2 separate regions of the Homo sapiens genome follow, and region 1 is linked to region 2. A link is an interaction called in ENCODE POLR2A ChIA-PET data of the cell type or tissue named here. Cell type or tissue: HepG2. All regions are shown on one strand. Links, peaks and the distances in the headings refer to the core of each region. The heading gives the core; the rest is flanking DNA. Region 1 overlaps RERE (arginine-glutamic acid dipeptide repeats). Region 2 overlaps LNCTAM34A (long non coding transcriptional activator of miR34a).

Evidence for each region. Peaks named below come from ENCODE experiments on the same cell type or tissue, not always from the same donor. Only the 100,000 strongest peaks of a DNase experiment are listed, where the experiment ranks them.
Region 1: POLR2A ChIA-PET joins it to region 2 with 5 read pairs; 2 of 35 experiments call an interaction of 5 or more read pairs at or near these places.

The regions. Positions count from the first base shown.
Region 1 is chr1:8,802,960-8,807,352 of GRCh38, forward strand. All of the region lies in intron 1 of RERE (arginine-glutamic acid dipeptide repeats), which reads right to left. Among named protein-coding and RNA genes, the nearest start is that of RERE, 12 kb to the right of the region's middle. In HepG2, for the core only: no CTCF peak of the experiment used is centred there; no DNase peak of the experiment used is centred there.
Region 2 is chr1:9,187,632-9,192,024 of GRCh38, forward strand. It overlaps LNCTAM34A (long non coding transcriptional activator of miR34a), which reads left to right. Exons shown (of 3, transcript NR_132738.1): 3 at 3,762-4,393. Among named protein-coding and RNA genes, the nearest start is that of MIR34AHG, 7.5 kb to the left of the region's middle. In HepG2, for the core only: no CTCF peak of the experiment used is centred there; DNase peaks (open chromatin) are centred at 1,770 and 2,020; H3K4me3 peaks cover 632 bases.

The DNA of each region.
Region 1 (4,393 bases), core at 286-4,285, 380 kb before region 2:
TGAAAAGGCAATAACTATGGGTTCTAAGAAGTCCTTGGACACTGCAACTTCTTAACACATTCAGGACATTGGAACTAAGTTGACAAAAAGAATTTATAAGTTATATTTTAAAATAAATTTATTTATGACAATTACACAATTGCACAGTTTACATGCTGAGGCAAAATATGACGTTCAATACATGGGAAGATAAACTGTATAAAACTATCTGAGCTGTGAAAAGAAGTCACTGTTCGGCCAGGTGCAATGACTTAACGCCTGTAATCCCAGCACTCTGAGAGGCCGAGGCGGGAGGATCACGAGATCAAGACCATCCTGGCCAACATGGTGGAACCCCATCTCTACTAAAAATACAAAAATCAGCTGGGCATGGTGGCACATGCCTGTAAGGTCCCAGCTACTCGGGAGGCTGAGGCAGGAGAATCGCTTGAACCCGGGAGGTGAAGGTTGCAGTGAGCCAAGATTGTGCCACTGCACTCCAGCCTGGGGACAGAGTGAGACTCTGTCTCAAAAATAAAAATAAAAAAAAAGAAGTCACTGTTCATTATCGACCATCACAGAATAAATATTCCAAGGCTACATATAATCCCAAGTTACTAAAGTTTTGAAGGGGAAGGTTGGTCTGGTTTTCTGTTTTTTTGAGACAGAGTCTCACTCTGTTGCCCAGACTGAAGTGCAATGCAGCCTTGACCTCCCAAGCTAAATCAATTCTCCCCCCTCAGCATCGCGAGTAGCTGAGACTACAGGTGCACACCACCATGCCTGGTTTTTTGTTTTTTTTTTTTAGAGACTGGGTTTTGCCATGTTGTCCAGGCTGGTCTCAAACTCTTGGGCTCAAGTGATCTGCCTGCCTCAGCCCCACAAAGTGCTGGGATTACAGGCATGTGCCACTGTGCCCAGCCAACTAAAGTTTCTGTAGCGTCAAAAGTGTTTAAGGATTCCACAAAGACTAAATTCTCACTAAGCTATGCAAACAAAGGTGCTAAACCATTCCAACCAAAATATGAAAGAAACATGTAGATGTTTTATAAAGCTAGATTTCCTAAGAAATATTAATATTAATGAAAACTTTTCTCAATATATTAATAGAAACAAGATGTCTGCACATTTTTCCAGTTTATAGATGTTAAAAATTAAGTCTCAACAAGGTCTTTAATCATATGTGTATAATCCTAAGTGTATAACAACTTAGGAAATTTCAGTAATTATTCCTACAATAATGAATCACATAAAATATATATATGTACACATGGCAGATTATGCTACCAAGATCAGAATGTTCAAATCAGAAGGCAGTTCATCTTGTTAGAAAATTTACCCAGCAATAAAAATCTGAAGCCATCGTTAGATCAAGACAAATTTCAGTGAAAATTCTATACTGGATACTGAACTGGAGGTGGGGGGTTATTCTTACAAATAATACTGAAGGATTACAATAATACTGTCAAATTATCAAATGTGTTAATACTACATTAGCCATTCTACTGGTATTTATGGCACAAACTGCCAGATGTAGTGCAATACTGATTCTTCCCTTCCTCCAGAGTAAGAGAACCCCTGATTTTTGACTAGGCACATAGTAATTTCCAGCACAGAATATACTTTCTAGCTTCTCTTGCAGTTATGTGTGACCTTGTGATTCCGTTATAATCGAAGGGACACAGCAGAAGCGATATGTACAATTTCTGGAAAGTATCTTCACAAGAAGGGAGTGTGCCCAGCTTTTGCCTTTTCCTCCTTCCTGCTGGTGAGAATGCAGAACTGATGTGAGAAAGTGGAGAAGCCACCTCTGACAAAAAGGAAAGAGTTACATGTTGAAGGCTGGGTCCCCTAATGAGCATGAAGGTAGCATACTGGTTCAGGACTGTCTATGAGATACATGAAAGAAAGGAAACTTCTATCTTGTTTAAGCCATTGTTATTTTTGGTTTCTACCACTCACTGCTGAATCTAATCCTATCTAACACACGGCAAAATTATAGAGAAAGAGTACTATATTTATTAAACTTTACTTTTTCAAATGATTTTTTTTGTTTTGTTTTGTTTTTGGTTTTTTTTTTTTTTTTTTTTGAGACAGAGTCTTGCTCTGTCACCCAGGCTGGAGTGCAGTGGCGTGATTTCGGCTCACCGCAACCTCGGCCTCCCAGGTTCAAGCGATTGTCCCGGATCCCGAGTAGCTAGGATTACAGATGCCCGCCACCATACCCAGCTATTAAATAATTTTGAATACATAGTTTAAACTTACTAGGATTAAAATAAACTCATTTTGGGGGGCCAGGCGCAACAGCTCACATCTCTAATCCCAGCACTTTAGGAATCCGAGGTGGGCGGATTGTCTGAGGTCAAGAGTTCCAGAACAACCTAGCCAATATGGTGAAACCCCATCTCTACTAAAAATACAAAAATTAAGCCAGGTGCAGTGGCTCTCGCCTATAATCCCAGCACTTTGGGAGGCTGAGGCAGGTGGATCACTTGAGGTGAGGAGTTCCAGACCAGCCTGGTCAACATGGTGAAACCTCACCTCTACTAAAAATACAAAAATTAGCCAGGCATGGTGGCAGGCGCCTGTAGTCCCAGCTACTTGAGAGGCTGAGGCAGGAGAATCACTTGAATCCCGGAGGCGGAGGTTGCAGTGAGCAGAGATTGCACCACTGCGCTCTACCCTGGGCGATAAGAGTGAGAATCCGTCTCAAAAAAAAAAAAAAAACAAAAACAAAAATTAGTCAGGCATGGTGGTGTGTGCCTGTAGTCCCAGCTACTCAGAAGGCTGAGGCAGGAGAATTGCTCGAATCTGGGAGGCAAAAGTTGCAGTGAGCCAAGATCGCGCGGTTGCACTCCAGCTTGGGCAACAGGAGCGAGACTCCATCACAAAACAAAACAACCTTCTTTTTTTTTTTTTTTTTTTTTTTTGAGACGGAATTTCACACTTGTTTTCCAGGCTGGAGTGCAATGGCGCGATTTCAGCTCACTGCAACCTCTGCCTCCCGGGTTCAAGAGATTCTCCTGTCTCAGCCTCCCAAGTAGCTGAGATTACAGGCATTCGCCACCATGCCCAGCTAATTTTTGTACTTTTAGTAGAAATGGGGTTTCACCATGTTGGCCAGGCTGGTCTCAAACTTCTGACCTCAGGCAATCCGCCCGTGTTGGCCTCCCAAAGTGCTGGGATTACAGGCATGAGCCACTGCACCCGGCCAACAAACTTATTTTTGATTATTCAAATAACTAAGCTCTAAAATGTTTTTTCTACACTATATTTGAGGTATAAAATTGTTATTATCAATAATTTTTTGGCCAGGCACGGTGGCTCACACCTATAATCCCCCAGCACTTTGGGAGGCAGAGGTGGGCAGATCACCGGAGGTCAGGAGTTCAAGACCTGCCTGGACAACATGGCAAAACCCATCTCTACTAAAAATACAAAATTTAGCCAGGTGTGGTGGTGATCGCCTGTAACCCCAGCTCCTTGGGAGGCTGAGACAGCAGAATTGCTTCAGCCCAGGAGGCGGAGGTTGCAGTGAGCTGAGATCGTCCAGCTTGGTGACAGAGGGAGACTCCATCTCAAAAAATAATAATAATAATAATAACTTCCTAAGTATGCCTTGGGGTCAAGCGATTAAGCCAAATCTCCCTTATCTCTACCTCAATAATACCATACGTTAATATTATTCATTCATTTAACAAATGAATGCCTACTGTACTCTTCGCAAGCAAGGTGCACTGAAGTGACCAAAGCAGATGATGGGCCTCTTCCTCCGGGAGTTTGCAAGCCAGTATCAATGCAGCCGAGGCAGTAGAAGCCTCTGCTTCCCTCTTCTCTAGCCTCCAAGTTCATCACTCCCCTGCTGTCATCATATTCTTGCTTCAGGCTACAATATGAGAGTACAATGTGACTAGACTTCAGCTTTGCTCTGCTAATATAATCACACATAATCATATTCCTCAAAGATGACACTCCTGTTACCAAAATTAGCATCAGCATCTTACCAAAATGCCATAGCAGTTATCACTGATGGTGGGTCAGTTTTCCACATGGCAAATCTTATTTATCACAAGATATCTTTCCCTAACTGTACCTTATGGGGTTCTCTTATCCTTACATTTTGTTGTTGTTGAGACAGGGTCTCACTCTGTCTCCCAGGCTGGAAAGCAATGGCACAATATTGGCTCACTGCAGCCTTGACCTCCTAGGCTCAAACAATCCTCCCGCCTCAGCCTTCTGAGTAGCTTGGGCTACAGGCACGTGCTACCACGCCTGGCTAATTTTTAATTTTTTTTGCAGAGACGGGGGTCTTGTTACGTTGCCCAGGCTGGTCTCAAACTCCTGGTCTCAAGGGAGCCTCCTGCCTCGACCTCCCAAAGCACTAGGATTACAGTTGTGAGCCACCACATCCAGC
Region 2 (4,393 bases), core at 318-4,317:
AGAACACACAGGGCACCATTTCACAAACACAGCAGGCACAGAGAGAAACTCCTGCATTTTCATCATAATGCACGGAAACCCCCTGACCTCAAGCCCAGAGAAGTGAGATGCATCCAGGTCTGTTTGCTGCCTGCATGTTTCACAAATACATCTAACAGGTATGTCCCATTTCTCCAGCTTGAGGTCAAAACGGGCCCAGTTCTCCTTTACTTTTTTTTTTTATTTTTTTAATTTCTTTGAGACAGAGTGTCACTCTGTCACCCAGGCTGGAGGTCAGCTGCTCACTACAACCTCCACTTCCTGGGTTCAAGCGATTCTCCTGCCTCAGCTTCCTGAGTAGCTGGGATTACAGGTGCCTGCCACCAGGCCCAGCTAATTTTTGTGTTTTTTTTTTGTTTTTTTGAGACAGAGTCACACACTGTTGCCCGGGCTGGAGTGCAGTAGCACGATCTCGGCTCACTGCAACCTCCGCCTCCCAGGTTCAAGTGATTCTGCTGCCTCAGCCTCCCGAGTACCTGAGATTACAGGCGCATGCCACCACACCCAGCTCTTTTTTTTTTTTTAATTTTTAGTAGAGATGGGGTTTCACCACGTTGGCCAGGCTGGTCTCGAACTCCTGACCTCAGGTGATCCACCCACCTTGGCCTCCCAAAGTCCTGGGATTACAGGCATAAGCCACTGTGTGCAGCCCCAATTTCCTTTTAATGACCAAACTGACCTGAAGCTCCACTTCTAAGGACTGTGGGAAGGGCGTTTTCCCTGTCCAAGGATCCCCCCACCTAAAGAACCCTGGGAGCACCAGCTTACCCCAAGGCTGCCAGTCAATGTCCAATAGGATAGCCACTAACTACATGTGACTATTTGAATTAATTAAAATTTAAAATTCATTTCCTCGTTGTATTCACCCACCTGGCTAGTGGCTACTGTATTGGACAATACAGCTCTAAAGTCTCTGCTGCATTAAGCCGGAGCCTCAGAAAGCTGCAAGCCTGGCTGCACCCCTCATAGGCTCGCTGTCACTGGTTACGTGGACGGGCCTCACGAGAAAGCCCCATAACACCGCCGTCCATCTGCTGTGCTTACTCTAGGGATCTTGAATGCCGTTCATTCATGAAGCACAGTAGGTATTGGTAGGGGTCTCCGTGACAATTCACATTGGTGGTCTGGGATCCCCAAGCAAATGCAACATAGTATGCAGACTTCTTTGGTCACCACATCATCCTTTGAACTAGTTGAAGGCTGAAGAAGGTCTTTCAATATAAAGCTGGCCGATGTGCTTTGATTATAATACAGCAATCTGAATATGAGCACGTGGAAGACATTTGAAGTGCAATAGTGTGACTGAGTCTTAGCAAAATCTTCTGAAAAGTCTGATGGGTCACTTGTGCTGGACAGCTGGTGCTGAAAACCTGGCAGCTCACGATAACACTAGAACTAGTGGCTGGGCACGGCAACTCACACCTGTAATCCCGGCACTTTGGGAGGCTGAGGCGGGCGGATTATTTGAGGTCAGGAGTTCGAGACCAGCCTGGCTAACATGGTGAAACCCCGTCTCCACTAAAAATACAAAAAAAGTAGCAGGGCATGCTAGCGCATGCCTGTAATTCCAGCTAATCGGAAGGCTGAGGCAGGAGAATTGTTTGAACCCAGGAGGCGGAGGTTGCAGTGAGCTGAGATCACACCACTGCACTCCAGCCTGAGTGACAGACTGAGACTCCGCCTCAAAAAAAAAAAAAAAAAAAAAAAGACTAGAACTAGATTCCGTTGGCCCCCGAGACCAGGGGCCTGGAGGCACCTCTCTGCAAACACTGGAGACAGAGGACAGGTCCCCAGGTCCTGCAGCTGCTGAAACTTACGGTAGAAGGGACAGGCCTCCGCTGAGCTGCTGAGGTCTACAGAACCTGAAGGCTGCCCAGCCAGTGCCACCCAGTTTTGCTACCATGAGCCCCAGTCTGAGAGATCCTTCCCTTTCTGGGCACTGGGTCTAGAGAGGCAGCATAAAAGCTTGCTTTTGTTCTACTCGTATCTTATCAAGGTCACAAGTTGACCTCCATGTTGCTAAATCCAATGGTCAGTTTCAAGAACTGTCTGCTGGGCTCATCAACGTAATTTGACACAGCGGGCCCCCTCCAGATCTTTAGAACTCCTGTTTTTACTCCTTTGGATCTTTAGATGCCACTCCTTGGTTCTCACCTACTTCCTTGGCCGTTCCTTTTCAGTCTCCTCTGCTGGTTCCTCCTCCAGCCCCCACCCTCTTTGTGTTAGAGGACCCCATGGCCTGGTCCTTGGACCCCGTCTCTACCTACACTCCCTTTCCGGGTGATTTCATCCAGCCTCCTAGTTTTGAATAACATTTGTACTCTGATGCCTCCCGAGTTACTATCTGCAGCCACCACTTCTCTCACCTCCAGACTCTCATAGCCAACTGCCAATTCCAAGTCCTATAGATGTGTGGTAGGAATCTCCAAAGTTGTGTTTCCAAAACAAAAGTCTTGATTGCATCCTGCCTACCCAGACTGCTCCTCTGAAGTCTTCCCCATCTCCATAGGTACCAACTCCAACCTTCTAGTGCCTGGCCAAAAACCTTGCAGGCCATTCTTGGCTCCTGACTTAGCCTACATCCAATCCATCAGCAAAGCCTGCTGCCTCCATCTGTAAAATACACTCAGGATCCAAACACTTCTCTGTTTTTTTCTCATCACATTCATCGCTTCTACTCTTGTCCAAGCTACTATTGTTCTCTTTCTTGACACAGGGTCTCACTCTGTTGCCCAGGCTGGAGTGCAGTAGTGCAATCTCAGCTCCGCCTCCAGAGCTCAAGCTATCTGCAACCTCCTCTTCCAGAGCTTAAGCGATCCTCCCATCTCAGCCTCCTGAGTAGTTAATTGCATGCCACCATGACCAGCTAATTTTTTTAGAGACAGGATTTCGCTATGTTTCCCAGGCTGGTCTCAAACTCCTGGACTTAAGTGATCTGCTCACCTCGGCCTCCCAAAGTGCTGGGATTACAGGTGTGAGCCATCACACCTGGCTCATGATCATTCTTTTGCCTGGATGATTGTCCTGGCCTCCTAGCTGGTTTCCCAGGGCCCTTGCTTCCCAAAGTCCATCTTCCATGTGGCATCCAGGAGCCGTCTCACTCTGTTCCCGCCTCCTTGCTGATCTTGGAACGCTCCAGGCCTGGTCCTACATCAGGACCTTTTCATTTGCGGTTCCCGACCAGGACTGCTTCTCCCCTAGATGCCCACGTGACTTGTTCCCCCTTTCCTCCTGTTCCCTGATCAAATACCTGCCGATTGACAAGGCCTTTTCAGATCAGCCCCACCTGCTCACTTGCTTTCCTGCCTGTCCACATATTTACCATCAGAACAGAATTCTGCCCATCCGTTTATTGTCTGTCTCCCCCAGCAACCACTAGAATGGAAGCTGCATGTGGGCATGGCTTAGTTTTGTCCACTGCTGGATCTCAGCATCCAAAACAGTCTACCACCTGGTAAGTGCTACAGAAACATTTACGAACAAGAAACCAGTACTGGCTACCCCGCCTCTGCCTGTGCTCATCTTATCTTCCACCTGAAAGGTTCCCCCACTCTAACTTCACCCTGCACCCTTCGACCAGTCAATGATCCCCACAGCTTGGCCCACTCCAAACCCCTTAAAATCCCTGAACCCAAACTCCTCAGGAGGCAGATTTGAGGTTTCCCCCCAACTTCTCATGTGGCTGCCCTATGATTTAAACTCTTTCTCTGCTGCGGTTCCAGATGTCTCAGTATACTGGCTCGCGGCACATCGGGCAAATGAACCTATCAGATAACAACGGCAGATCAGATGCCTGAGCATTCAGAAGCAACAGCTGTGGAGCCCCCGTGGGTTCAGAAGGCCTGGTTCCCGTCTCCAGAAGCCTGGCTCTCCTCCCTCCTGGGCCCACTACTTTGGCTTCTTGTTCCTACGTACAAGGAGTTGCGAAGAAGGCAACTCTTCCCCTCCCTGAAGCCAAAGGAATGAAACAGACTAGGGCGGGAGAGGTGGCCATCCGTCATTAGTTGCGGCCATCAGTAACAGCAACAGGACACGGAACCTAAGGCTGTATCCATCCTGGGCCCCCAGGGAAACATCAGCGGGAGCGGTACTAAGGAAGTGCTCATCTCTTAGAGACAAAGGCCCATGGAGGGGAACAGTAACCATCCCCTCCCAATTCAGAAAATGTTAACATAAGCACTTCATTTCTCATGCAGATAACCACATAAGTCTATTAATAAGAAAGAAAGAGAAAGAAAAAAAAGAAAAAGGAATCCATGCCAGCAGGGTATAGGAATTGGTCTATAGGAGAAAGGGTCACCCACTGAAAGGTGGGCTGAATAGAATTCCTTGCCTGGGCTTTGAGGTCCTGGCA